2 separate regions of the Homo sapiens genome follow, and region 1 is linked to region 2. Evidence: chromatin loops called from intact Hi-C (ENCODE). Cell type or tissue: Calu3. All regions are shown on one strand. Each heading gives the region's core, and the rest is flanking DNA. Links, peaks and the distances in the headings are about the cores only.

Region 1 (15,837 bases), core at 4,879-12,878, 630 kb before region 2:
ATACAACAAGAGTGTACACATATGAGAACATGCATTGCACATGTGCAGTTGACATCCTGCATACTTCTGAGAGGCAGATAGGTACAAAAGTAGCTCATCATAGGTGGTAGGATATGTTAAGTATCACATGTGTGTTTTAGAAAACAAAAACAATAGGAATTCAGGAGAGGAGAGCATCACAGGTCTGATAGCAGTGCAAGCTTTAGAGAAGAAGTAAATTCCAGCCAGACCTTGAAATTGTATTAAGTGTTGGCAAAAAAGAGACAAATTTAGAGGTACTCTTTTTTTTTCTTCACTCTATCCTGGTGAAGGGCTTAAAAATTGCTGGTTATATTGGAGAATAGGATTGTCGAGTTTCTACATCCTTGCTTGTATGTAGGGGAGCAGGAGGGATAGAAAGAAGGGGCATGTCAGATCAGGCACTGATGGGAAGGACACAGGACAAAAAGGTCAATGTGGCAGGAGTAAAGGGTTCACGTAGGGAATGTCAACATGAGATCAGAGAGACATTTAAAGCCAGATTTAGGGAAGGCTTGAAAATAATACCGAGAGCTTTGAACTCTGTCCTGTAACTAATGAAGGAACGATGATTATTTTTTAACTGAAGAGTATAATAAAATCAGTTACAAAAGATGTGTCCACTTATAAAGAATTGCCTAATCATATCTATCAGGTTGCACTAAATTCTAATAGATAATCAAATCATGTGTTTATGTTGACACAGCACCTTACATTCTTATACATGTAACTATTGTAGTGAACTTGAAATTTCATCATCTGGGAAACTAAACTTTGGAAAACCAAATGATTTGGTGGTAACAGGGCTTAACTCAAAAAGTAGGTTTTCCAAGTCGAGTGTTCTTTAAAATCCTCATCTTGAGTATAATTATGTACTGTTTGAAAGGTTTAAACTGGTCCAGGTGATGCTGTCCCAATGCAAAAGAGGGTGCTTAAGTATGTCTCTTTATTGTTGTTGTTTTGAGAATGACAAGCCTACTTATAACCAAGAGATGCAAATGGTCATTTTCTCTTTGCCTAGGGCACTGCCTAAAAACACAGCAAGAGAAACACTTTGGAAGAAAGTCCCAAGACCACTAGAAGCCAAACAAAAAGATGGATTTTTGTTTTGTTTTGTTTTCTTTATACTTAGGATGTCATATGAGTAAAGGAGGTTGAACAGTTTTGGCCAGGAAACTGATAAAGACTTCAAACTCGAAGGGTGGGGTAAATGGTATTTGATGAGTTCCTTGTCTCCTAAGGAGGTGAGCTTCATGAGCTAATAAGTCTTTTCCATCTGTGAAATCAAAAGACAGATTTTACAGCATTTGGCAGAGAGGGTTAAGCATTTGGGGACCACATGGAGATTATATAGAGGAAAAATCAAAGGGGAGAGCTGCCTCTTGGCTGCAGCATGCATCAAGCTTGGGCTCATCTGTAAACAACCCTCCCCTCCCCTTGAAAAAGGATCAACCAGAATGCCACTCCAAAAAGTTACCACATGTCAATTTTTTTTCCTGCTCTCAATGTTTGTGTCAGATGTTTTAATTTAGTCCCCTCATACTATGCATGATGTTCTGAAAAGGTGCAGTCAGATTTAGAGCATATAAATATGAGAGAGAGAGAGAGAGAGAGAGAGAGAGAGAGAGAGATTGAGATTGATTCACCCAACTCTTGACTTGCAGTGATTTCTGCTCCCAGTTAGAGCCATAAAGCATTTCTACTCTTCAGCTGTGGCAATAGGGAATGCAGAGGGGCAAATGGAAGTCAGGTGTAGAATGTAAATTCATTTCTAAAACAGACACAGACGCACACACAGACATACACACACACATACACACAATCAATGTTACAGCCAAATTAGGGGGACCTCGAAATTTGGAGTCTATTGCAGAGCATATTTTTCACTGTTGATGCATGCTACATCATGTCATTCTTTCAACAAATATTTTAAAAGCACCAAGTAAGCAAGAGGAAGTAGTGCAGAGTGGTTACAGCTGACTGAAAGCCAGACTGTTCCACCAAGCCCTGGCTATCTCAGCTACATCATGCAGCCTTGGGAAAACACTGGTCTCCAAAGCCAAAATTCCCTCACTGGCAAAATGAAGATAGAAACACTGCCTAGAGTTGTAGTGAGAACTAAATGTGGACATGGTAAGTGCTCAATAAATATTCTTTATTAGTGTGATCTTGTGCCAGGCAATAAACTTAACCAGACTCTCATTACTACTTGGAAATTCTCATGTTAATCTATTGTAGACTCAGATTTGCATTCTTCACAGTAGCCCTTGGAAATATTTCACTGAATTTACATTGCCATTCTTGTGAGACCTTACCATTCCAGATGGTAAGATCTTGGAGGGCTGGGCTTATATCTTATTTATTCTTAGATTTCCAAGATGGGCATATAGATACTATACACTGAAAACATTTACTGAATAAATATTGGAAGGACAACAAGTATTTATTGAGTGCATTGTCATTATTTAACATTTAGTTTAATTGGATAGGAAAAACAAACATACAACAGATGTTAAAATAGTATGAGTGAGAAGACGATGAAGCCCAAGCCATGTACAGAGAATAAAGGCTGTGGTCTTTCCCATATTCCTTTTTCTGTTACTTATAACAGAATACTTGAAACTGGGTAATTTATAAAGAAATGGAATATATTTCTTACCGTTGTGGAGGCTGAGAATTCCAAGGTCAAGGAACCATATCTGGTGAGGGCCTTTTTGCTGCGGAGGTCTCTCTACAGAGTCCTGAGGTGAGGTGGTGCAGGGCATCACATGATGAGAGGGCTGGGTGTGCTAGCTCAGGTCTCTCTTCCTCTTTTTATACAGCTACCACCCCCACTCCCATGATGACCCATTAATCCACAGATGGATTAACACATCCATGAGGGGACAGCCCTCATGACCCAATCACCTCTTAAAAGCCCCACTACTCAATATTGCCATATTGGGGATAAAATTTCAACGTGAGTTTTGGAGGGGACACATATTCAAGCCATAGGAGTCTTTAGGAGAGGGACAATATCAATGAGGCTGAAGACAGTGATTTGGGACTGAATTTTGTGTCCTGAAGGCGAGGTAGTTTACATATGCAGAGAGGATAATAGTATCATTGCCTATGGGAAGCTGTTATTCATTTTGAACAGAAAAGTAGCAAATTGATGACAAAAATGTCCAAAGAAGGGTAGTTTATAAAACCTTTAAAAGCATCTTGGGGCAAGGAAAGAAAATGTTACATATGTTTTAAGAAGTTGATCTTTTAATGTTATAGAGATGTGGGAAATTGTAGAAACAATTTAAATTTTCCCATCATTTGGCAGAGTAGAATATTGAGGCCATGGGAGTTTAATAATTTAAAAAATACACAATTTGATAATTTTTTAAAAAATGTATATCATTACTACTATCAATAAGTTTATCATGAGTCTGTAGGAAATTTCTTCCTTTTCAATTTTCCTGTTGTCCTCAGAGGTGATGGATATAGGCACTGGATTAGGGCTTTTCAAGTTCTTGAAGCTGTGAGTTGAGGTTTTTCTGTTTCCCAGGATGATCAATCAATGCAAAAAATTGAGCTTTAAAGATTCACTATGAAAAAGGAATGCTGCATAGATTAAATTGCATTTGAAGTTTAGACCTATAGCTTGGCTAGTATATCAACCTCCCAAGTAGACCATTTATTTTAGTGGTTTTAAAGGTACATGGAAGAGAGTCAGTCATTAGATAAGAACCAAAGGAAAGATACTGTGCAAACTCTGTCTGTCTCTCTCTGTATTAAATGGAAATGCTTAACCCAATGTTATTAATTATGGATGTGGACATGCCTAATACCTGGCATGTCATTAATTTATAATGAATATAACTTCCTTTTCTGTCTTTCCACTCAGATCCTACCTACACCTGGCTAGATATAGCTATGAAGTATCTTCCTGATTGCAGAGTCAAAACAACAAAGTTTATGCAAAGATAAAGTTTTTTACTAGAAAGTAGAGGTCATTAAAGGTGGGTGGAGTGTGGGTGGTGTCACCAATGTCCAAGAGGTAAGGGACAATATTTTGGAAAGGACAATCAAAATCCTTTTTTATTCAGCATTTCCTTTGCTCTTCACAAAAGATCCAGACAGACTTTAAAAGTATGTTTTTCTTTAAGGGGTTAACTTTTTATTCTTTTTTTTCCCCTTTATTTATTAGAACAGATTTATGACTGTGTCTCCTCTTAAAAGTTCCATCTTGTTTTATGGTGGTTTTCCCATCATGTCTTCTCCCAATAGGTGTGAAACCATTATTTAAAGACTTATTCCTAGAGGTATCAACATTTTATAGAAAGCAGAAAACATTGGAAAAGCATGATATGGCATCAAAATAGGGGATTGAAAATGTATCAGAGGAGGAGAATTAACATGAAAAACTGTAAGCTCTGGAGCTCAACTACCTAAACTTAATCTTGATTTCACTATTTATCAGCTGCATGATCTTGGACAAATGATTTACCAATCTGTGGCTGAATTTCCTCATCTATAAAACAATGATAATAATATTATCTAGCGTTGCAGAGTTTTGTGAGAATTTCAATGAATTAACAATTGTAAATCACCTTCAAAAATGACTGGAGAATAAGAAATACTCATTAAGAATTAGCTATTATTATTTTTCCTGTAATTATTATTTATATAGAGTGCAATACTTCTTTCATACAAATATAATTAATTCCTCAGGAAATTAAAGCACTGTGTTTGAGTCACGTGAGTGAGTAATAAACCTGGGAGCAAAATAAGTCTTCTGATTCCCAATTTTGTTTGCTTCCCACTGTACCATGTTGAGGTAGAAGAAAAAGTCAGAAACATAGTGAAGAAAGGATGCATAAAGGAAATGTACAATTTTCTCTGTTGAAAATCACCATTATTTCAGTCCCCAAATTGGGTGCTACCAACAGGTGGATTACTGTGACACAATAGAAAGAAGTTTTGTTTTATTTTCTTTATTTTCATTGTTTTCTATATGCTAAGCAAATCCTAATGTCTCTGGAAGTTTGCATTGCCCTTAAGAGATCTTCATTTTCTTTCCACCTCTTGGAGATTGTTGGTTTCTATGCCAAACCTAGCATTTGAAGAGACACCATTGTTTGCAATAGCATTTTATTTGATATTTTGCCCTTAATTCCAATCTTGAACAAATTTTTATTTGCCGTGTTTGGTAGGCTCATGTGTTGAGCCTGCGACTTCATTGAACATCAACAAGGAAACTTTTCTGTGATGCATATCAATCTGCAAGTGGAAAGATCCTCAAGATCTTACTTTAAATGAAAGCATGAGAAACATCATATATCCTTAGTTCAGTCCAGATATATTGACTTTGAAGATTTATGAAGAATGCAGAGATAGACAATATCACACACACCTTGTCATTTTTAAGCTCCCCTCTTTGGCATAGTAAGTTGGGGAAGAGGTGATTATTCTAGACCAGAACGTTTGTCAAGGGTGTGTTTTTGATTTGTTCTGCAAACCAAGCTTTTGGCAAGAGAAGAGTGTGTCAATATAAAGAGCCTAAGAGAGGTGCACCCTTGAGCCTCTTTTGAACTCTGTTCAATGAAAGGAACAGATTGGAAACCCTGTTACTCTCTCAAGTCAAGATCCTTTCTCTCTGACTGAAAGGTCTCTCACCACTAGAGCAGGGAGTCAAAACTCTTATACTGCAAAGATCCCCCTCCAGGCCTTTTTCCTGATCCTTAATGTCCAACTTTAGTGATTGGAAACATATGACTTTTCAATACTTTCAAAGGAGTGTTCAGTAAAGGAAATCAGACAAACTCTGAAATCCATATTTTCTCACAATTGTTACCCTTCTACAAGGATATTACCTGTGTAGCTAGCTAGAGCCTATAGTTTAGGTAGAAAATAGGCTAAAGAAGATTGGAGGGGCTTAATGGACCCAGAAAGGTACCTGGGTCCTGAAATATCTCCCACTTCAACCCTAAAACTCTTTGTGTCTTAAATTGTATGAAGTTCTGCTAAGAAGCTTTTCACTGAGTTGTGTGAGTGTCTTTCCTAAAAACTCAGTGGGTTTCCACTAGGGAGGTTAAAGAAGAATGTTCAGAGTTCACACACCTCAGTGTGCACTGGTTGAATCAGATGACTTCCTTCACCTATAGCCAGGACACTAAATAATAGGAGGAGAATGGATACTTTTATAGCAAGGACCAGTTAGAAAGAAACTATCCTGGGTGAAGCACTGGCATTAAAGTCTTTTCACCTATTAAATAGAGCATAGCTATGACCAAAAACAACAACAACAACAACAACAACAAAACAAAACAAACAAAAAAAAACTAAACAAAATATTCCTAAAGGAAGAAGACACAACAGAGGGTGTGAGGTGGAGCTTAGGGTAAGTGGTAGGGGGTAGGGAGTAAGTGAAAAAGAATGAATTTTCTTTCTAATACCCATCCACTCATTTTCCAAGTTTGGTTTATTTTAAAATTGTATCTATAGAGAAACTGTGATCATAGGTGTTGCTAGTATAGCAGTCCACTTCCAACAACTCAGAACATTGTCTTATGTTCAGAGGGCATTAACTGACAAAAGATTGGGTAAATGGTATTTTTAATGGAAGCTACGGCCCTCTTAGATTTTTCAAACGTCTGCTTAGACTTGAGTCTATTTTCTAAAATCTCTTCTAATGAAATAATCTGCATTTTAAAATTCTTATCAACACAGATACTAAGGGCAAATATAAAATGTGTATATTAATACAAATACATGAGATTACCTTAAAATTAGTATTACAAAGCTGTAAAAATTTTAAAGTAGCATAATACTAAGTTACATTTAGGAAAGTCATCTTATTATCGTCTCTTTTGAGGCTCATAAAAATTAATTATCCTTAGCCATAGTTTTTCCTTCTAATTTAATTTCTCCAAGTAGTTTTAAAATAAGGTCAAGTCAAAAATACTATTCTGTACATATGTACTAGATAACAACTGATGTATTGCCAGAGAAAGCTTATAGCCCAAATGTGAAAGAGTGGAGTTTCTTAAACCTGAACATATGTAAGAATTACCTGGGATAATTTTTAAATGCAGATTCTGATTTAGTAGGTTTGGGATGAAATCTAAGATTCCTTATTTCTAATAAGCTCCCAGGTGATGCAGATGCTGCTGGTCAGACAACTAGCAACAGGATGGAGACTCAATCATTAATGATTATCAAGCAAACAAGGAGCACCTTAATCTCCTTTACCCCATCACCTCTGTTTACCAACCAGTAGAGACCTCTCTAAGTATATAGTAAATTCTGTGTAATATAAATTATCTGAGCAACATACATTGTTCAAAGGTACCCAAGTAAGTCCTTGGAAACCAGGTGATGTTGTAGGAATTTGAAAGTCTGATAGCTCAGCAACCATGCCTGGGGTGCCCAGCCTGGATTACCTTTTGATGATTATAAGGGAAGTTAGTTTAATTGTTAATGGAAGTGTCTCCCCCAATCCGCACCCTTACATTAATATTTGTTTTGGAAAGCGCTATATCATTTTAAGTACACTTTACTGTGTGTAATTTCCGCCTCCTCCTCCTTCTCTTCTTATGTTTTTGTAACAGCTCTCTGCAGTAAATCTATCATTTATTATTATTACTAATTGCAATTTACAGGGAGGAGTTGAGGCTTAAAGAAAGATCTGTGAGTGCCAGATCACGTATCACTGGAGAAGTGGCTGAGCTAAGCCTAGTTCTAATGGGCTCTGGGATTCTTCACGCATAAAACAATCCTTCCCCCATTCGTCCCACTGCCAATGATGACTATGTAAAAAGAAATAGACAAAAAACAATATGCACACATTCCTTTCGTTTTTGTGCCTTTTTTGTTCAAAACATGATATGGCCTAACCAAGAGGTTTGACTTGCTCTCCGAAAGCTACTACTTCCGTAATCGACCAGCAGGGGACACTATGGCATAGGAATTCAGCTTTACTTGCTGATTACCGTTTCAAGGGTTGTTTCCCGCCCCCACATTCTATTTATTCCGTTTTCACCTTACTCACATTTATTAGATTGGCAGATGATATTCATCATTGGAAACAGTTCAACATACTTTACATTGAAGCAAAGGTTTTTACATTTTTTTGATGTTAAAAAAGGGGTGTGGAAAAAATTATAGCTGATGTAGCAAATAAGTCTACCATTTAAAAAAACCAACAAAAAAATGATTTCTCTTGTATCCATACTTATAAAATTAATGGATGTATTAAATTAGTGGAAAAAAAGACATGAAGGCTCAGTTACTTTGATCCCTAGGTACCTAGAGCAAATGTTTGTCACCTTTATTTTTCTTCTGCTACAGATTAATTTTATTTTCCAAACAGTAATAGATAAAAGAAGACAAGCTATACTAGTCTGAGTTCCTCTGGGTCTTATTTTCCACAGATTCAATCAGAATAAAAGGCTGCTGTTCTAGGCAAGTCCAGGTTGAGCAACTTCTTGTATCAAACCTTCAGTTCACTCTACTGGGATTTTTCTGCCCCTTCCCAGGTCAATAGGGGAAGAGAGGTCACTTCCCTAAGAGTAAAATAATCTGAACTAGGGCTTCCAGGAAGTGAAAAGGCTGGCTGGTTTGCATGATTATCTCCAGCTTTGAATATAGCAAGATATTGAAATACCAGAAAGAGCTGTTAGGAAAATCACCCTGGTTGTGTTTTAAGTTGCTTTTAAATGAATTGTTTTGTTTGTAAAAAATAAAATAAAATAAAATTCCAACCATAGGCTCTTGTGGCAACTTGCCTACCCCAAAATGGTCTCAGCATGCAATAATTGCTCCATCCTTTTCTCTGCCTTGCCTTTTGTTTGCCATTAGCTATTAATATAACCAATTAAAGACGTCTCACGTAGGATCCCAGCTGAATTCATCTAGTAAAGTGTCCTGTCTTCCCTTAGGGTACCCCTAGTCATACTTTGGAAGGGAATCAAATCTAGAAGGAATCTTAGAAATTTTAGTTTTATGGGCCACTTAAGCCCTCTCCCTCCCCGCTCTCACCAGTGAAGAAGCCAAGTCCCCAGTTATCAAACCATTTGCCAAAGGACACATGTCTGCTTTCAGGGAGAGACTGGAACATCTCCTGACTGTCCTGCAGTTACTGCTACTCCTGGGCAGTGATTTTTCAAACCATTAGTGATATTGGTATTTGATTCACACATATACATTAAGAGTAATTTTACTAGCAGGCCTTCCCATCTTAAGGTATAGATTTTAAAATATTTCCATTTTAGAAACAAAAATTAATGTAAGCATCTTCCCACATTGAGTGTGAATGAGGAACCTGAAGGCCTAAACAAAGCGCTTGGTATCTAATATGAACATATTTTGATAACAGGGCCAAAAATATCCGAGAAAATCATGGAAGAAAATTTAAATTTGAAATGTTACATTGGTTAACCCACTTTTCTGAGTATCAGAAAAGGTCCACAATATTTCATTATTAGAGTGGGCACTTCTCAGTGCAGTTCACAAGAGCCTCTGCTCTGGGATTTTGCATTAAGGTGATCACACAGCACTATGACATGAATAGATATATCTTGCGGAGCATCAACCCAGGTGTGTGAAATATCATCACAACATGCCCTTTGATAATCAACTGTATATTTCTTAAACATATTCATATCTTCAGTTTCTACCAAATCTTATAAAAATAAAACATACACTTCTTGAATGCAAAACATTCCTCTTTGTTTGCCCAAAGCACACTTTTTTTCAGTTTCAGCATTCAGAATTCTAGCAGATACTTTCTTGATAAGTTTACAGATTTTGAGCAGAACCTTACTTGTCCACACTGACATGTTTGTTAGTGTATTCCAATTTCATTAGTCCAATGGAACCTTTTTAATGTCCTTTCACCTGGAAACTTTCTGGTCTAGTGCCTTGTGGTTTTGCTAATGAAACTCTTATCTTGTCCAGCCATTGATACCCTCTGGCATTATTTATTTAAGCTAGTTTTTCTTTATTATATTCATTACAATCAGAAATCTAAGTATTTTAATCATGTTCCCACTTTATTATGTTTATATGAGCAACGGCGTTTCTGAAGACCCCTACCCCCCAATAGCACTCCTTATGGAGTTCTAAACAATTTGAATATTTAAAAAAGATGGAAAGTGTAGATGAATAAACAATTATCATCCTTGATTTTGTCTGTTCTGCTATGTTTTCCATTTCAGTAATGTGGAAAATCTTACACATATTGGAATATGGGAAATATGTCAGTATAAAGGAAACTCGACATCGCTTCCTTCATTTGTGATTTTTTTTCCTAGCATATTAATGTTTTATATCAGCAAGTAACAGTAGTTTCATGCAAAGTATACAAATAGGTGAAGGGAACAATCTGTAGAGGAACCAAGTACAGTTTGTTCAGACTATTCTTTCTTGGGGTGCATTATGCCACAAGCTCTGTTTGGCAAGTGTTAATTGTACTCGTCTACCTGACATTTGTGCATTTTACTCATGTCTCCTAACCACAATTCTTTCCTGGACTCCCATCTATCAAGCAACATTATCCTTTTAATTTTTAACTAAAGACCTGTTCTTATTATATTTATTTATTAAAAATTAAATGCCTTTCAATGATAATATTTTTCTGAGAATTTTTTTTTTTTTTTTTTTTTTTTTTTTTTTTTTTTTTTTTTTTTTTTTTTTTTTTTTTTTTTACCAGTTCTCTCGTTACAGAGCTGGGTAGATTTGGAATAGTGTAAGTTTTTGCAGAATACTGAACAAGGTTTTTCAAAAACACCTGAATGCACAAAGACCAATTTGGACAACATGACTTAGTGGTGAGAGCCACACGAACCTGCTTACTGGACCCCTGGGTTAGGCAAGCCTAACTCCATGCACACAAGTGATGGGCCCTGGGCAAGGGGCACCCATGAATTAGAGCCCTTGAAAGAGCAAAGGGCCCTGTGCTTCCTTATAAAAGCTCTCCCAATAGGAAGAAGCATGGAACTGAACAGAACATGCCTAAAATTATTTTTCCCAACTGTGGTAATCAAAGGCATAGGGAAAAACCGAGAAGAAAAATAAAATCCTTCCTCATGAACTCAGGAGTAGAGAAAATGTGTTACCCTCTAACAGTGCTGGAAAACATTTCCAGAAACATTTGAAAATATTGATCAAGAATGGAAAAGTAAAAAATAATGCAAGTAACCCATTCTTATATGAGGGACAGCTAGGTTTAATAATGGGAAATATATCCTTCCAGACCTCATGTGGTGTCAACCAGGTTTTATGCAATATTTAGGAGTGGCCATTTCCCCTGTTCTTGAATTCGTCTCTTAAAAAATTACTAAAGCCCTTTAAAAACTCAACCCTTTAAAATCTAAGTGAAAAACATAAAAACAGAGGGTTAGTAGAATAATCAAGCTTATTCTCTATTTGAGTTTTACTTTCGAAAATCCATTATGACCTCCAATCAGTCCTGAAAATAGTCACGCACATATTTGTCCAGACATGTTATAATTTATTCCAACTGAGTGGGAAAAGAAAGTTTCTTTCATGTATATGCTTGTATACCTACCCTCCTATCCTCTACCATCAATAGAAACAAATGACTGCATGATGAAACTCAGGGTATCTCTCAGCCCCACTACTGGCTGATAATTAAATAGCATACCACTTTTGTACTACCAAGCTAGATATAGTGGAACTCTAGAAATGACAATAGAAAACACATGAGGAAGCCTCTTAATTAGAGAATGATTACTTTTTTGAGCCAGCTGGGGTATAAGTAAATCCTGTCCAAAGGCAGTGCCCATTAGTCTAATGACCACATGCCTGCAAATGGAAACAGTTTTTGGACTTCTCTACACAGGGAAAATGACTGTGTATGTTAATTAGCAGAAGCTCCTTCCCAGTTTTATCTGCTATAATAAATTATTTACATTTCCACAAAGATGCATCTGTTTGAGGTCTCATGTGTATCCTACACATACTTATGTTTTCCACAATACTGTTTTTTTTCTCTGCCTAACATAATAACCTTGTTCACTCTATTTTCAGTTTTCTTTTCTTTTATTATTTGAGTAGGATTCCAATGCTTGAATAACATTGCGTTTGAATAGTATACCCTTTTTAGTTACTCGACTTTACCAGGTGTACTTTCTCAAAAGAAACTAATAAGAATGCTAAGATAATGAGTACAATAGCCAGTAAACTTTAGTAGAGGGAGAAATTTTAAAATTCCTTGCTGTTTGAATCTATGAAAACCGTGACCTTAGTGGAAATGCAAAATAATGCAGATTTGCTAAACAGTTCTACAAGTGCTGGGAGTTACTGTGGAAACTTAGCCAATAAATCATCCCCACTTAAAAGGGGAAAAACAGCCAAAGAATCTATGATCCTGAAAATGTCACAGCCTCTGAAACGTGTGTGTGGAAAGCAATGTTTAAACCAAATATGATGTTTTTTTCCAACATTCTTCCTTTCTAATGTGAAATAACTAATAATGTATTCACATTATCTGTAAGATTTTATCTTGTTTTGAGTGTCCAAATGTATTTAAGAACATTGCAAGGTTTTGTTTTGCAATTTTACTGTATTTGTTGGTCAATTAATTGATTGCCATTAGAATGTGACTTTTTAAATAACCTTTCATACAGAAATAATTCTGTTACTATAAAGGAAAAAGAGTCAATAACTAACACCAGTAAAACAAGTAATGAAGCTTTTAAAGATAAAAAAGAAATCTCTCATACCTCCACCATTCTAAACACAACAGATTTCCTTTGAGCCTATCCTTTTTACTGACAGTAGCCAGAAAACAACTGTGAATGAAGGGCTTTCCAGATCAATTCTTAAATCAAAAAGTGTTGGAAAACTCAGATTTAAAAAAGAGAGAAACATTAGGAGCTTGTGTCCTGGTCAAGAAATGACCAATGAACTCCTTGATAAGCTTCACGCCCTCACCTGTAACATGGACTTAATAATAGTACCCACCGTTCATCTGTAACATGGCTGTAATAATGGCACCTACTCGTTGCTGTTAGCATTGAAGGAGCCAACGTATGCAAGCCAATCACTTAACAAATGTCCATTGTTCTGCTTGTCATTCTTTGCTTATACTTCCTGACAACAAGCAGAAACCTTAGAAGAGTGGTCTGTTCACTTTAGGGAAGGCTAAGTCAGCATTAGGTGTCTTCCATCTTAAAGCACACAAGACAGACTGGGTAGAGCAGCAGCGTCACTGATCGCCACTCTAATAGCTCTCTGGCTAAGTTTCTCATGTCCTTTGCGGTGTTAACTACAAAATGCATCGACCAGATTCTCCTCATAGTTTCTTCACAGGGCCAGAATGACACCAAAAGTAGAGTAGGCCCAGTGACCTGATACCAGAGAGCCAGAACACTCAGCAGAGTGCACAGTAGGGTCCTTGCATAGGGTCACCTGAAGACCTGAGACCATCTTCGGGAGAGTCAGGAGTGGAACGTGCTGCTTCTTAAAAAGAATCTAGGATAGTAGATTTATCTTCTTCCCTTCTCCTCTCTAGGTTTCACCTGAAGCTTACAATAGCCGATCAACCTTCAACAACTTTGACCTTAAGTCCAAATCTTAAGGAGACAAAAATACTCGTCTTCTATGTAAAATTGTTGAGAAACCTGCTCTGGAAGATATATTTTAAAAAATTAATGATAGGTTTTTCCTCTTTTCTTTGAGAAATCATCTTACATTTCTGAATTTGAATGCTTACTCCTCCAGAATGTTTGAGCACCGTGATCAGTATTTTTGCACTTCACCTGAGAGTGCGTGAGTCCCTTTATGGTTATACTTAAACAGTCTTGCCTTGCTATGCCTCCTTCGCACAGTAGGTTAGGAATCACTAGAGCAAAGCAGACATAGCCCTGTTAACACCAAAAAGAAGTTCTCGTTTTTTGACCACAATTCCTCATAACCCATTCCAAAAACAAAACAAAAAACTCTCAAACTCTTGATAACAAAAAATTCACTACCTAGTAAAATTCAAGCAGGGTGTGATATATGTATATATTTGCTTTGTAGCAGGAATGTGGATGATTCATATTGTTTGCTATGTGTAGCTATCTAAAAATATATCCATAATACAATTTTAGATCACAAATAGTTCTGATTCAAATAAGTACCATTACATGTGATACTGTTAAGCAAAGAAACTTTCACATGTTAAATTGACAATAATGAAGTCTAAATAAACAGGAATTTGTTATTTAGAGTAGGAATAATGTTACTTTAAATGGCACTTGAAAACCACTTACACTTTTATCTGTGCTGAAGATTTTGGCAGTTCTGCCTGTTTGCATGTGCTCTTGCAGAGGGTGCGATTTGCATTGCTCTCAGGTGTTGGGTAGCAGCCAGCTTTCTCATTAGGATATTGAATTAGAATTCTCAGTAAACTCTATTAAGTACTAATTTTAGTTTATGAAAACTAAATTTTAGTAATTCAATAACTTTTCAATAATCTACTGGTAAGGATACTCTAGACATAGGTAAATGGCCTTCAACAACCTTAGTCCCTAACGACAGAGCAGAGGATTTACATATTTGGATGAACTGAGTCATCAGGGTCACCAGGAGTGTTCTTGAGTCCTGCTAGTGGCAGTGAGTTCTACACTAAAAATGACCAATGTAGCCATCAGAAAGGCAAGGATGCAAATTTCACCTCCACTTAACAGCTGTCTGGTGTAGGACAAGTTGTCTGACTCACTTAGTTTTGTCTTCTCTGAAATAGGGAACCTTATACCTCATGGAGTTGTCACAGGAACTTATATGATATAGTGCTTGTAAAGCTTTTAGCACATTCCCTGGCATAAGTTAAGTTGTTCTATAAACAATAGTTATTGTGATTCATTTTGTTATCTTTCACAAGTTTCAGCAGAGTACAAGGAAATGGTAGTTGCGTATTCAATTGAAGTGGATGAAATCAGACTGTATTTTAAAACTAGCAAGCATATAAAGGACCTGCTTTGATTTTTCCTAGAGCTGATATATACGTTAGAATCCATTTTTATATCAGAGTAAATGTGAGCAAGATAAATAATGTGTAGAAAAAAATTCTTTTTTATAATGTCTTCTGCTTGTAGAAGAGTATGTTTAATAAAATATTTTAAGTGATCTTTGTTGGGTTCCTAAACAGCACATTTTAGCACTTTTTGATGTGAGGTAAAGAATTAGGACAAGTGTTATGATCATTTTCTGGTATTTCAATCTCGTAGTCTTTAATTTATTCATTTATTTGGCAACCATTTGTTGAGTGTCAACTATATGTCAGGCTTTATGGGCAAGTGTAAACAAAATAGAATTCTTATCCTCCTAGAACATAATTTCTATTGGAGAATATCAATAACAAAGAAAAAAGAAATAATATGATGTGAGTATAATATAATACCTATGAAGAAAAGCATAGCAGGGAAATGGGAAAAAGTGAGCTAGAAAGTAATAGGAGATTATATTAGGAAAAATTATGAGAGGCTTCTTTGAAAGGGGACCTTTTATTATACCCTAGAATGAAATAAGAAAAGTAGTCATGTGACTGTCTTGGTGAAGAGGATCACAAGGCATGGAAATAGCAAATGCAGATGTTTGAAGAATAAGAAGACCTGGGTAACTGGAGGAGCATGAGCAGGAAGGAAAAAGAGTAGGAGGCCAGGAAGAGCAGGAAGGAGGCCAGATGCCTTCTCATATCATTCAGGTTATTGAAAAGGATCTGAATTTTACCCTAAGTGTGTTAGAAAGCCACTGGGAACATTTGATCATGAGGATGACTTTTATTTTTTAAAAAAAGATAACTCTGGCTGCAGTGTGGACAATAGATTGCAGAGAAGA
Region 2 (15,837 bases), core at 3,761-11,760:
CCAAGTATATGAGCTAATAGGTTCAATCTGTCTTATGTAGCTCTTAGGCTCATTTTTGAATTTATCATCTTTTCCTTAGTGCTACATTCTGGATAATTTATTCACATATGTATTCCAGCTCATTTATTTTATCTTTAGCTATGTCTAATCTGCTGTGATTTTTCTTTTTCTTTCAACAATTATATTTTTATTTTGAAGAGAAACTTTATTGTGTATATTTAAAGTATACAATATGATGTTACTGCATATAGATAGTAAAATGGTTACCATAGTGAAGCAAATTAACATATCTATGATATCGCATAGTCATTTTGATTTTTCTTTTTAAGCAAGCAGCTAAAATCTACTTTTTTAGCAGGAATCCCAAATACAGTATAAGTTTGTCAACTACAGTCTTCATGTTGTACGTTAGATCTCTAGACTTATTCGGCCTATATATCTGCTACTTTATAACCTCTAAGTTACATCTCCCCACCCCACTCCTGGTAACCACTGTTTTCTCTGTTTCTATGTATTTGGCTCTTTTTTTCTTTCAGAGCACATATATAAGCGAGATCATGAAATATTTTCCTTTGTGTCTGGTTTATTTCACTTAGCATAATGTTTTCTAGGTTTATCAAGTTGCAGCAAATGGCAGGCTCTCCCTTTTTATGGCTGAATAATATTCCTATATATATGTGTGTGTGTGTGTGTGTATGTGTGTATACACACATACCCATTCATCTGTTGATGGACACTTTGATTGTTTCCATGTCTTGGCAGCTATGAATAGTAATACAGTGAAAGTGGAAGTGAAGATATCTTTATGGGATGGTAATCTTATTTCCAATAAGTTTATGCCCAGAAGAGGGATTCATAGGACACAAAAACCCCTAGGAGAAAACACAGGGGGAAAGCCCCTTGGCATTGGCCTTGGTAATGATTTTTGGATATCATAAGAAAAGCTCAGACTACAAAAGCAAAAACAAATGAGACTACCTCAAACTAAAAATGCTTCTGCACAGCTAAAGAAACAATTATCAAAAAGAAATGGCAGCTTACAGATTGGTAAAAAAAATTTGCAAACCATATAACTGATAAGGGATTTATATCCAAAATACACAAAGAACTTATACAACTCAATAGTAGAAAAGCAAATAACCTGATTTAAAAATGGGTAAAGGACCTGGATAGGCATTTCTCCAAAGAAGAAATAAAAATGGTCAACAGTTTTATGAGAAGATGCTCAGCATCATTAATCACTAAGGAAGTGCAAATCAAAATGACTTTAAGATATAACCTTACACTCATTAAGATGGCTTTTATCAAAGAGTCAAGAGATGACAAATATTGGTGAGGGTATGGAGAAAAGGAATGTACCCAGCGTTGATGGGAATGTAGATTGGTGCTGCCATTATGGCAAATAGCATGGAGGTTCATAAATAAAAAATAGAATTACCATATATTTCTTATTTTGAGTGCTTTGTAGTTTGTAACTCTGAGATCATTACTTTACATTTGCTGTCTTTTGGGCCTATATTAAGAAATATTTCTGTTTACAACAATTCTTTTCCAACTATAATATCCATCAGAACCACCTGAATAATTTACTGAAATATAGATTATAATTCAATAGATCTGGGTTGGGACCTAAGAGTCTGGGTTTCTAACCTGCTCACAGATGATGCCTCTGCTCTTGGTCCTCAGACCACACTTGGAGTAGCATGAAGTTATATTTGCTTCAGCTTCGGTGTCTGCTGGAAGCCAGAAGATTCTACCTAGAAACTGGGTCCAATTAACCATCTCCCTTGACCTGAAACAGTACAGGTAACTGCCCTACCACACAATTAGCTCAAAGCTCATTATCCTGATCACACCAATGGCATTGTAGTTGGCTCTCAGAAAAATCCTGCATCTCCCATATGAAAATAAGAGATGTTAAGAGTTACTTCTGTTAGAACAGTGATACCATAAAACATGTATTCTATACAATACATGATGTATTGATGCAGGAAGGCCCTTTAGAGCACACTGCCAGTCATGGTGCCAGAAACAAAAGTTTGGTTTACTTTTAAAAATACTTTAAAAAATAAAATAGGGGTCATAATGGAGCCATATCTAGTTGTTGTCACAACAGTCAGTGGAGACAATAGTCTGAAGAGCACTGATAATAATAAAAGGCTGTAGAAATGTACGGTGATAATTTTTCATGATTATTGATATAGTTTGGATATTTGCCCCACCCAAATCTCATGTTAAAATGTAATTCTCACTGTTGGAGGTGGAACCTGGTGAGAGGTGATTGAAGCATGAGGGTGGATCCTTCATGAATGATTTAGCACCATCCTCTTGATGCTGTCCTCACTATAGTGAGTTTTCTCTAGACTGGTTGTTAAAAAGTGTGCAGCACTTCCCCGACCCCCTCCTTGCTCCTACTTTCACCATGTGATGAGCCTGCTTCCCTTTTGCCTTCCACCATGATTAGAAGCTTCCTGAGGCCTCTGCTTCTGTGGAGGCCACTATGTTTCTTGTACGATCTGTAGAACTGTGAGCCAGTTAAAACTCTTTAAAAAATAAATAAATCACCCAGTCTCAGGTATTTCTTTACAGTAATTTAAGAATGGTCTAATATGGCTGAGTGCAGTGCCTCACGCCTGTAATCTTAACACTTTGGGAGGCTGAGGCAGGTGGATTACCTGAGGCCAGGATTTCGAGACCAGCCTGGCCAACATGGTGAAAACCCGTCTCTACTAAAAATACAAAAATGAGCCAGGTGAGGTGGTGGAAGCCTGTAGTCCCCAGCTACTTGGAAGGCTGAGGCAGGAGAATCACTTGAACCCAGAGGGCAGAGGAGAAAGAGTGAAACTTTGTCTCAAAAAAAAAAAAAAAGTGTGACCTAATACAATTCTCTTTCTTTCTCCATAATGAACAGACAAATTATGCAGTGCTGTCATAAGACAAAATAGTACTTGGTCTCTCTGTTTCCCATATATGGTCTTTGAACTGAGACATTTCCTTTTGGCCTTTTTTTATTCTCCTGTCAATTTTGATGATATTTAAGCTCTCAAAACAACAGTGGCAAACTTATTTTACCTTAAATGTTATTTTTACAACAGTTTTTCTCCATTTTATAAAATTCATATTACTCAGAGGATGCAAATTACCCAGTGAGACATAGTGAAATATTTCATAATGAAATATGACCATAGCACTGAGTTGGGATAATTTATATTTAGCAGTACCTTTGCTCCAAAAATGTCTCTACATGCCTGCTTTAAACAATGTGTTAGCTGATAAACACTGTCTACTAGGTTGAGGCAAAGCAATGTTATACCCATTTATAGCACAGGTACGCTAAGGTGTGTGCAATTCAAATTGGTAGCTCACCCAAGCTGCAAAACAATATTACATATATAAAAGCTTGTTTTTAGCAGCTAACTAGCAGGTCCTCTAATGCATGCCAGGTGTGGTACTCTCTGCTCTCCAATCCACCCAGTCATTAAAACATTGCTGAGAGCATATTTCTCTCCACTAGAGTTTTCCTAGGGGTTCTATCCAGGTGCATGAAATAGTTAGGAGGACCACATATGCATTTGCATTAAAATTAGTTTCTGATTTGCATATCATTTACATACTCCTACACAGACTGTGTCATCTATTCTTAGGAAGCTTTTCAAACATTATTTATTGCTACCATTAAGGTTGACACTTCTTGATTTTTCTCTTTTAATTTCATCCTCACCCCATCTTTGACCTTAGAGTTTGACATCAAAGAAATACACAAAGATGGTGATGATGAAGAGAGAGAGTAAAAGCTTTCTGCTAGGTTGTAGTGTGAAGAACACAAGACATATTTCAAAGAAACATTCATCTACAGATCCAAATTATACACTGCTTTTTTTTCTTTTTCTGGGAGAGGTAGAGTTGAGATCTCTCTCTGATGGGAGAAAGGAGGTAAACGAATGTTAATATTGTAGTATGTGAACTCAAAAACACTTGATGGAGTGATTCATTTATTTAATAATATTTATGGAACACTATAATGGTCAAGGACTTTACTAGGTAATGGACATACAACAGTGAGAAAAACATAGTCTTTAAAAATACCTGTTCTCATAGTTTATATTCTAGTTGCCAAGAAGTGGGTTGGAAGAGGGCAGACAAAGCAATAAATGAGCAATATACAGAGAGTTTCAGAGAGTGATCAATTTTAGGGACAAAAATAAGGTAATGAAGGGGGATAAAGAACATAAAATATTGAGATAGGGAGGTTACAGTTTCAAACAGAGTGATCAGAGAAGATATCTTTGAGACGTATTTGCTGTCAATAAAAACCTAAAGGAGATAAGAAAGCAATCTATGCTGACATCCAAGAAAACATAAGTGTTTTTGGAAATTCACTGATGAACGTATTAAAGTGAAAATTTCTGGGCTTATTCCCCAAAGATCTGATGTAGGGGGTCTGGGGTGAATTCCAGTTATCTAAATTTTATTACTAATCACAAGAGATTCTAATGTAGAAAGTCCTCATTTGTGAAGCACTGATTAGGTGTGACATAGCGAAATTCTTGATTTTGTGGGCATGTTATTGCAGAAGAGTTTCATTGTTATTTGAGATATCACATTTCTGAAAGCATTCTTAGAAAAATAAACACATTGTAATGCACACAAAAGTAAAAATTGGGAAATATTTTGAAATATTTCGTTGTTTTTAAAATCTGATATCTTATATACACAGTGCCATTAAATAGTAGCAGGCTAACACAAATGGAATATAAGGTCCAATTTCAGTCTTAAACAGAAATTTATTCATCAAAGATTGACTATTTCAAATAATATACTCCAGAAATACAAGTTTCTTTGTTCAGTTTCTGGTTGACTTAAATATTTACATTCTTTCCTTCTTTCATTCATCATCTCATTAATGTAATAAATGTTGGAAACTTTCTAGATGGCAAAAACCTTGCTAGATGCTGATAAGCCAAGATGAATCAGTCTAAATCCCTGGAGAAACAGAGTATCTATCTCCCTAATAAAGCTCCTTGAATAGTGCTAAGGAAAGGATTTCTTCTACCTGAAATATTTGAGGAAGGGCTTATAGGGAGTAGAGAGCTGAATTTTGAAAAGCAATTTAGAGTATTACCAGGCATAATAGGTGTGCCTGCTTGTTCAGGGCGAATGTGGGGAGGTTGCACGGAAGAAGCGCAGGTGGTTAAAGAACACTGAAAGCAGAGGAAAACTAAGCAAAGGTATGATGTTTTAATCACTTTCACATTCAGAGAAAGGTCGATAGTTTTTTTTTGTAGCAAGGCATACCACATTGGTCTTAGGTCACGTTGTTATAATGAAACACCATATGCTGAGAACATGAGCAACAAAAATTTATTTTATGGAGGCTAGGAAGTCAAAGATCCATGTGCCAGGTGATTCCCCTTTTAGTGAGGGTCTTCCTGGCTTGCAGGTGGCACCTTTTGCAATGTCCTTGCATGCTGGAGCTAGCAATCTCTCTTTTCTTCCTTTTGTAAAGCCATTAATCCCAATGATGGTTGCAGCGGCCCATTTGGAGCAGCCTGCAGGGATGCCAGCTTCAGCAGGGGAGGTCCTGCTGGGGCAGCAGGCTCCCTGGAGTTTGCAGGGTTCAGCACAGGTGGGAGTCATGCCCCCTAGGGAGTTGGTGGGGCAGGAGGCCTGTACTTGTGGGCACAGCTGCAGCTGCCCAACTGAGGCTCCAGACCCAGGCATTCCTGCGTGCTGTCTGGGTGGGAAGCACCCCCTTCCTCCCTCAGGCTCGGAAGTGCTTGCTCCTGCTCCCAGGCCTCCCAACACCCTGTGTCCTCTCTGGTGCAGAGCAAACTTGCAGCTGACCCTGGATGCTGTCGAAACACGGCTGGGTGTGCATGCACTCAGGATGGCACTGACACGCCAGTCCCCTGGTCCCTCTGGAGTTGGTCCTCTCTGGACTTTGGCCAGACTTTGGGAGGCGGGTTGTTATGTTGGTGGGGAGGCACTGAGGGAGGCTTGGCATGGGCCTGCAGGCAACCCTCTATGGTGGGAGGCAGACAGGACGGGAAGGTACGGTCCCTGTCGAAACTCCACTTTGGTCAGAAATGGCCTGAAGCCTGGGGACCTGGGTGCCAGTTCTGGTTGACCTTCTCATTCAGCGAGGACTTCCTTGATGACCATTCAGACTGTTGGATGATGCTTTTTCCAGGCCTGCCCATGGCTGCCCCTGAACCAATCAGCATGCACTTCTTCCCTTCTGAGCCCATAAAATCCCTGGACTCAGGCCTGTGTGGTGGCTCATGCCTGTAATCTCAGTACTTTGGGAGGCCAAGGTGGGCAGATCACCTGAGGTCTGGAGTTTGAGATTAGCCTGGCCAAATGGCCAAAACCTGTCTCTACTAAAAATACAAAAATTAGCCAGGTTCAGTGCTGGGTGCCTGTGATCCCAGCTACTTGGGAGACTGAGGCAGGGAGAATTGCTTGAACCCGGGAGGCAGAAGTTGCAGTGAGCCAAGAATGCACCACTGTGCTCCAGCTTGGGTGACAGAGCGAGACTCCATCTCAAAACAAACAAACAAAAACCCCTGGACTCAGCCAGACTTACACAGATGTCAGGGCTACCAGCTATGGAAAGGAGCCACCCACATAGGGTTTCCTCAACTCATCGGGATGACCTGCCAGCAGAAAGGAGCTACCCACCACAGGTCTCCTCTCTGCTGAGTGCTGGATTCTCATTGGGACAATGTACCTGTGGAAAGGAGCTACCCACTTTAGGTCTCCTGAGAGCTGTTCTGTTGGTCAACAAAGCTCCTCTCCACCTTGCTACCCTCCAGTTGTCCATGTACGTCATTCTTCCTGGATGTGGGACAAGAACCCAAACCCACCGAATGGCGATACTGAAAGAGCTGTAACACAAATAGTGCTGAAACATGTCCCCTGCTTGCCACCTTGTGAGCTATAAGAAGGAGAGAGCTGTTGCTCTTTGGGGAGTCCAGACTTAGGTGCTCCCTGAGCCAGGGCTGTTATGCCCTCTTTGGGGCTCTGTGTTTCCTGGTGTTTCCAGGCTTCTGGGCACCATCGTGTTCCCTAGTGCCTGCAGCTGAAGCTGCTTGCAGCATCCCTGGTCCAGCCACAGCCTTGTATGGAGTTGTTGCCTGGAGCTGCCCACCCTGCTGCAGCTGGCGTACCTGGCTGTGCACAGTGGCCAGACCCTGCACTTGCTCACACACCCCTCACTGCTCTGTGCCTGACTCACCCTTGGCAGGCGTGGGATTTGAGCCAGTAGTGTGAGCTGAGCGCAGCCTGCTGGGCTAAGTGGGTAGAACAAGTCCAGCATGCTGACCATAACTCAGGCAAAGGCACACTGGCCACAGAGGTTTCCAGCTGGAAATGTGACACCTCAAGGATCCTGTGACACCATCATGAGGGCCTCACCCTCTTGGCCTCATCTAACCCTCATTACCTCTCAAAGCCCCCATGTCCAAATACCATTACATTGGGGCTTAGGGCTTCAACATATGAATTTTGGGGAACACAATTCAGTCTATAGCAATTTATAAAGAAAGTGGCTAGAGGTCAAGGGGAAACATGATAGGGGATGGGATGGGTTGTGAAGGCTTTTTTAATGAAAAGAGTTAGGGCTTTCCTTTATAGACAAAAGGTAGTCACTGAACACCTATTCTATTATATATTAGCTGGGTGCCCTTGAGCGGTTTCTGTATACCTCATCTTCCTATTATAAGTATTGATTAATTAATACTACCATCTGGGTGTGATAACAGTCAATAGTATAATGCAGTAATTTTGCAATATGAGAGGTAGAAAATTCTGTTAAACCTTATTATTGGGGGAATCAAACTAGTTTGAAAAAAGATGCATCAACTAAGAGCTAAGAGAGGAGGAGTTAGAAATGGGGAGAAAAAGGCTGCATCTCAATACCGGCTATACGCTGACCTTAGTTTCAGGCACTGTGGAGGAAGATGGGGCTGGATGAAATCGGGATTGAATAAGGGAAAAGACTGTCCTAGAAAGCTAGACCCTTTATAGAGGTGCAGAGCTTCCCACAGTTGCTAGTCCCTAGATCTTCTACGTTGCTTTTTGATTCCCTTAATCCTACCTATTAACATTTGTCTCACCTCTGGATGGTACTTTCATGAAAAATACAGCCTATTATAATTTGTCAATTAAAAATAATATCAATATAATTTTATTCAATTCCCCCAGATAATACTTCTTGAATAAAGGAAAAAAGAACCTGTGGGAAATCTTATAGTAGAAGCCTAGATTTCAATTCTCTCATAAACGGGAAGTGCTGGGGGTATTACAAACTCCTGACGAAGCTAAACACCTTTTCTTGCCTAAATGGGTCCTGAGCTTAGGCAGTTTAGAGAATTGACTAGGCCTGTTAGACTATAGTATCTTTTTTACCTGCTAATATCAGGCATTGGGCAAAGGGAGGGAGGTGTACTTTAGGGCAAAGATGATAGAAAAAGGAATGTATTCAGAGTGTCTCAAAAATCCCAGCTGAGGGTGCCATGCATTTCTTGCTAGGATCTTGCTGCAATTTAACATAGGATTCTTTTAAAATCATATTTCATTATTAATCACTTATGCTTAAAGATACATATATTTTCAATCAAAAATCCCAAATCTTTAATGTAGTACAACCCTGCACTGTGAATTAAAGATGGTATTTAGGCCGGGTGCAGTGGCTCATGCCTGTTATCCCAGCACTTTGGGAGGCCAAGGTGGGTGGATCATGAGGTCAAGACATCGAGACCATCCTGGCCAATAGGGTGAAACCATGCCTCTACTAAAACTACAAAAAAAGTTAGCTGGGCATGGTGGGGCGTGCCTGTAGTTCCAGCCACTTGGGAGGCTGAGGCAGGATAATCACTTGAACGCAGGAGGCAGAGGCTGCAGTGAGCCGAGATTGCACCCCTGCATCACTGCACACTCCAGCCTGGCGACAGAGCGAGACTCCATCTCCTCCCCCAACCCCCACCACCCAAAAAAAAAAGATGGTGTTTAGCACTCTGACCAATCTTGGTTCAATTTAGCTTCACTGTTGCTGTTTCTATCTCTTCATATTTTTATTTCTTTTTTTATGGAAAAAATGTGGTTTTGTTTCAACCACAATTACAAGTATCCAGAAGGGCCAAAAAAAAAAAAAAAAGATGGGGAAAAGGGAAAGTGGAACTTATTACATTTTATTAATTCTATATCTTAGAATTAGTGCTCATGATAATATTCATGACCTCACTAGCAACTCATTGCAGCCCCAAAATCTCATCTTTAAAGTCATATTGAACCATCTAACAGTAATTCATAGGTTCATCTTGGGAGGCAGACTCTTTGTTTAGGCAGTAGTATATAAGTCCCTGCTACGTTGAAATTGCATGGTAGGTAGTTTACTTCAAATGCCTCAGCTAACGTGCACTTTCTCCCCAAGTTATTCTACCTTTCAGGGCCCAGTTCAAGTTCTATCTCTTACTTGAAGATTTCCCAAATGCTTCTGTCTATACCAATTTTTCTCCTCTTTGAGCTGTCAGTGAATAATTGACTACATTGTTGATATGCTAGATCTCATTTTCTGTTTTTTTCCCAAATAAAAAAATCAATGAGTGTTTATTGAGCAAAAAATAATAGAATAAATTATTTCTGCTCTTAAAAAGCTATGGTCTCCCTGGAAAGGGGAGGTTTAAAACATTTTCAAGAAAAAGCAAGTCACGTCGTAATGTAGGATATGACTGATTGCCAAATGAAGGATCCAGACAAACACTAACTAGACAGACCTGTTTGGATGATGAAGGGCAGAGAGCAGTTGAGACTGGATAAGAAGAGACGTTTTACAAAGGAGACAGAATTTGAGTTTGATCTTAAAACGTGGATAAAATATAGACGGAGAACACGAGAAGACTACCCTAAGTTTGAAAGTGTATGTTTCTTCATATGTTCAATATTCATTTGGCAATGTCTCTAGGTTCCTCACCAAGACTACAGAGACCTTTATTTCTTCTCTTCTAAAGGCAGTAACAAAGTGTTTAATAATATAGATGTATACATATTAGGTATCAATAATTTTGTTTCCCCCTTTTATCCTCTAATCTTACTACGTATCTGACAACTTACTAGGCCCATAATGTCCAATGCAAAAGTTATTTCACTAACAGAAATTATATGATTCATAATTTCATTTCTAAAATTGGTTTGTTAAAGTTGAAATGTTTTATTAAACTGTGATATAAATAAATGTACTGGCTAGAACACTACCACCCCCAGAAAACTTCTCCTCTGGTATTTTCTATTAATTACTAGGAGGATAATTCTTTATCTCTACTGAATGTAATGAATATACCAACATCACATATGGAGGCATGACTCCTTATGTGTATAAAAGTTTTTTTTAAAAGTCTTTGTCCACCTTCTCACTTCTCTGTTTTACAGTTCTTGAAATAATAGAAAGTATCTTTTCTTTGGGTCCTGAATTAATATAACCTAGAAACCATAAAGTGTCTTCTTTATCATTTTCAGTTTTCTTGTCTACTGAAATATAGAAAACTTCTTAAAGACATAAAAGTTGTGCTTTCTCTCTCTTCCCCTCCTTTCTGTCTTACCAGTAAAGGGCAAGAGAAAGATGATCTTTTCTCTAAAAACATCTCTCTTTAGATACCTCAACTACTGAAATACTTTTCTGTTTTCTCCTGCCCTTACTGTCTTTAGGCCAACTCCAAAATCTCATAATTCTATAATAATTAAAGAAAAGTCTGAGCAATTGCATCATAGTTTTTGTGCTGATGAGTACTCAGCTTATAGGCCTGTCTGACTCCCTGCTGAAGAGACAGGGACATCTGTGTTTTTTCTTTTTCAGTTAATTTCTCACGTAACAACTGGGATAGGCATAAGAAAAAAGAAGTAGGGATTCACCACATGGTTGATCTGATAGCTTTTCCCGGAGTTCTTATTATGAGAAAACAGAGGAGGATGATATTCAGGTTAGGCAGAGGAGCTGGCCTGAACACATGGGCCACGTTTAGGTTGAAGAGAGAAGTCTCATCCTTTTGTGTGTTGGCCTGAAGTTGGGCAGTGGTATATTTTACAGTTCTTATGAGTATGACTTCCTCTCCCTGATTATGAAAGGACCAGCTGAGCCTGAAATTTCCCTGCAGCTACTAACCTGGATTGTTTTTCCTCTAACTTCCTCTATGATTTATCATTTGAATATTTTTCCATACTTTACTTTTGCCATCCTTCTATTTCCATATGCATACTCTTACCTGTCCTAAAGTCTAGAAAAATTACCTACGAGATATAGATGAAGTTTAATTGTTGAACAAAAATGTAGATTAATGTAAAAACCTATCTCTCAGGAGTCAAAAGACTTCATTTCAATTTCAGATTTACCACGAACTGAAAATCTTGGCAGAGTCACTAACCTTTACATTTATGAGTTGCAGTTAAAAATACTTGTCCTACTTCTTGAGGTTGTTTTGCGGTTGGATTGAAGAACATGTATATTTCAATACTTAGAAATGTTTATAAAACACAAGCAGGTGTTAATTACTGTAGACACATACCCCAAATATCCTTTCTTAAAGGTAACAAATTACATAATATTTAAAAGTTCTTAACCTTTCTATTTTGTATCACAGAAAAGGTCACAGCTGAGGAAATAAATGATGGGTACTTGCAGAAGTACAACAGGAAGATGCTAAGTTTCTCTATGATTTACAAAACTTGTCTGTTATTCTTTTAGTTTCATCCTTTTAACCAAAAGATTTAAATCTTTCAACGTATACATTTTTGAGGGCCAAATGAAAAATAAAAGACACGTTACCTGACATTGAGGGTTTTACATGTTGACAAGATGATGTGCTTACAAAAAAACAGAGCTCTAGGATGGAATGTATTTCCAAACCATGTGCAACAGAACACTCGTATGCCACAAAATTTGGTTGATCCTATCAATATTCTTTATTCTAAAATCAATATATTCCTGTTTCTAAAAATAAGTAAGGAGCTTCTATTTCAAGTTGTGGCTAGAGCCCACCTCCCTCATAAGACCCCAATACAATGAGAGCATATAAATAATTCTATAGGAACAAACATAATAGAGAAGGCACTACAAAAGGAAAATATATTTTAATATACCATTTGCAGATAGAAAATATGCAGTCTGTTACCAGATTAAATAAAGTTATTTCCAGAATAAGTGAATCTACCTGCCTGGTAGAATCCCAGAATAGTCTTAATTCAGTGTAAATGGGTGTCATTGAAAGTGGAGGGGAAATGGTATTGGAGTATAGCGGGTGAGGGTATCTATAGCACAGCTAGAGCCATTCCCCACTCCCAAATGCTTTCCTCCCCTCTCCATCCCATCCTTGCATATGGGAAACAAACAGGCCAGCCATGTACACTAGTCAAAAACCTATTGCTCTATGTAATTTGTCTGCTGACATTGGAAGGCATACAATAAATTTGAATTTTTTAGAAAAGGCAGCCATGAGAATCTCAAAAAGAATAATATTCAGAAAAAGAGATCATGATATTACAGTGTGGAAATAGAAACAGCTCAGATATTTTAGTTTCCAACAATGTAGTTGAGAAATTTGCAATGCGTGTCTATATCTCTTAATAGAGTCTCATGATATTTTCTGAGAAAGAAATATGTGATTCAGTAAAAACAGTGACTTCTTGAAGGTCAAGAAGTCCTTGACCTTCAAGAATGCTAAGCAGAGCATTCTGGGTTAAAATCCATGTGTTAGGGACTCTACACCCATCTTGGCCCCACTACTTACTACCGATGTGCCCTAGAGCAAGTTATTTTTTCTAAGCCTCGTTTCCTTAACTCTAAAAGGAAATAATTATGTTACCTACCTGAGGAAGCTGTTGGAAGATTTAAAGAAAACAATGTACATGAACCATTTGGCACACTAGCTGACACTTAGAAAGGTCTCACATGTTAATAATTAGCAGATATCTATATTGTGTTCTTTATACCAAAATATTGGATCAGAGACAATCTAGCTTACTGTAAGAATAATTTTTCCTTAGAAAACAATATAATATTTTTAGATTTTCCAAAAATGTTTTCCTCTAATGTATCAAAATATAAACTAGAATATTCTGAATGTTAAACTTCCTCTTTGCTTGCTGATTTCATATACACACATACACACATATATATCTGATTCGTTTAAACTGTGTGCGTGGGTGTGTGTAGAGTTAAGCAAACTGGGTAGACAAGTCATACAAACAGAAACAAATAACTATTCAGAGATATTTTTGTACATTGGTCACTGAGGAAACATCTATTTTAATATACTTTCTATGACTCTTCTCCTTCATGGGGACTATAGGATGAAAGTTTTAGAAAACTTGCAAACGTAAGGTACTTATGTTAAAGGAACAATGAAATTATTTGAAGCAAGTTTTTAAGATTAAATATTTCCCAAATACATTTCTTCATTTTTACCACTTATAAGTGGTTTAAAGGTAACAAAAGAAGTTGTATTTCAACTGGTTTCATTCAGACACACACTTTAAAGAACTTATGCTATTATTTAAGGCAGTTTACATATAGTTACCAGCCCCCACATGACAATACTGTAAATGTTTTCGTTCTGGGCATAAAGTTTAGAGTGTAGTCTCAGGGGAAAGGAGATTATTGAAACTGTTAGCAGTATTTAGCAGTATTGTGGGAAAGGTACAGAGAGAATGGCTGGCTCTCTGCTGGGATGGAGATAATATATGGCCAAGAACCCAGAGCCTAAGTGCACACATCCTGTCCTCTCACAGTCATCTCTGAAAGCTACTTAGAGCAATAGGCAGAGCCAAAGGATAGACCAACACAAAGCCTTTTCTCTTTACTGCCAATATGCTCATGTCCCAAACCTTGTGAGTTTCTTGGGTTGAGGATGCTAAGATTTATTTCATGCCCCAAAACCAGGTCTAGGAAAAACCATGTGAAGGAAAGAAACTTGCTGCTTCTTAAGCCCTGAAAGGAACTCACAGAAGCCAGAAGATCCAAGATTTTCTATGGCCATCCTTCTAAATAGGATCAAACACTTTCCTTCTTATCCTCCTCATGTTAGCCAGAAAGGTATAAGTCTAAAAGACAGAGAAACCCTAAATACAGTGATGGTGATGTTTACTCTAACAATGTCATTGAATTTGGTCTTTCCTTGCCTTAATTCTCCGTATTTCCCTTTTCTGGATGTCAGGGGATTGGATAGGGAGCAGAGCCCAATATGAACATGTTTTTCCAAATAGAACAAGATTCGAGAGAGACGTCTGTCTTTATATGACTTCTTTCTTTGTCATTATCTTCTGCGCAAGTCTGGTATATGAACCCAATACAAACATTTGTGTTGGTGAGTGTCTTAGTCTATTTTGGTGGCTATAACAGAATACGAGAGACCAAGTGGCTTATAAAAAACAGAAATATATTTCTCACAGTTCTGATGTCTGGGAAATCCAAGATGAAGGCATTGTGAGGGCCTGCTTCCTGGTTCATATATGGTGACTTTTCCCTGTGTCTTCACATGGTAAAATGGGGAAGACAGCTCTGTGAGATATTCTTTATAAGAGCACAAATCCTATTCATGAGGGGTCCACTCTCATAATCTAATCTCTTCCCCCCACCCCCGCCGCCGCCAAAGTCCCCATCTCTAATAGCATCACATTGAGGGTTAGGGTTTTAACATACAAATTTTGAGGGGGACATAAACATTCAGTCTTTAGCAGTGAGATTTTATATACAGCTGTATAGGTAAACTGTGGTCCTATTGACCAGCTCTTATGTTTCTCGAAACTTTAACATGTACCTTTCAATCCTTTTAATTTCCTTTTATCAAATTCCTGTCATTTAAAAAATTCACATAAAACTGCACTATTTAAAATTGCTTCTTTCAACGCTTAAGAATACCAGCAACAATTAGAAAGCAACATGTATATTTTTGCCTGAAGAATATATTTTATGTCAGAAAATGGCCTTTTTGCATGTATTTTTTCCGTTAGCAAATAAAAAACTCCCGCCTTTTTCCTTAACATCAAATATTGCTCATGATTACTGTTTAATACTGTGTTTCTTCCAGTCTGCACTAAAGCCACACGGTAAAGCCGCTTTTGCATAAACTAGGTCAGTCATATTCGTCTCCAATTAGGGGTCAGGGTTTTTTGAACCATTGCTTTTAACTTCAGATAAAGTGGCAGACAAAATAGTTTCTTGCCCAATGGAAAGCACAGAAGGTAGAATTTGCTACTTCTACTTATTTTCTCTGGGTGGCTAGAGAGAGTTAATTATCAGGCTTAAACAAAATAACCATGATCAAGGAGCTTATTTAGGAACCAGGTTGAGCATCTTGATGATATACTGTTTTTGTTTTTAATTTTAAGGTAATGTTTGTAATAGTTTTTAGGTATAGTTGCACATAGCTTTGCTCATTAAACCAGGTAAAAATTTCAACCATATACAGATATATAAGCCCACAAATTTAGATACATAGTGAGACCAGAGGAGACATGTTCTCCCTGGTGGAAATGATGTAAATAGAAAAATCAGATTGGAATGCTTAAGTGCCTTTGCTCTCCAACTCACCTGTCAAATCAAAAATCAAATCAACAGGCATGGATCAGTTGCTTGCCGTGTCCCATATATTAGCCGGGAGCTCTATATTAGGCAGCCAGGTAATTTTTGTATTGCACGTTGTCTCTGCTTGTTTGATGTACAACATGTACATTGCAACCTTATTAGCTTAGACTCTCCCATACTAATTTTGAACTGAAATAGAAATGACATATAAAATAGATTATAAAGAAAATAAGTAGTTCAGAATTGTTTTAGCATTGTAAAAA

What was found. Hi-C counts contacts between places; a loop is a spot of excess contacts. Peaks named below come from ENCODE experiments on the same cell type or tissue, not always from the same donor. Only the 100,000 strongest peaks of a DNase experiment are listed, where the experiment ranks them.
Region 1: it touches region 2 in a loop (12-fold over the local background); 17 of 110 quality-filtered maps call a loop at or near these places.

What each region holds. Positions count from the first base shown.
Region 1 is chr2:50,394,650-50,410,486 of GRCh38, reverse strand. The region is part of intron 17 of NRXN1 (neurexin 1); the gene reads left to right. Among named protein-coding and RNA genes, the nearest start is that of MIR8485, 290 kb to the left of the region's middle. In Calu3, for the core only: a CTCF peak has its summit at 7,889 (motif pointing right); a DNase peak (open chromatin) is centred at 7,936.
Region 2 is chr2:49,762,528-49,778,364 of GRCh38, reverse strand. No RefSeq gene overlaps it. Among named protein-coding and RNA genes, the nearest start is that of FSHR, 620 kb to the right of the region's middle. RefSeq lists an enhancer at 5,293-5,792. In Calu3, for the core only: no CTCF peak of the experiment used is centred there; a DNase peak (open chromatin) is centred at 7,264.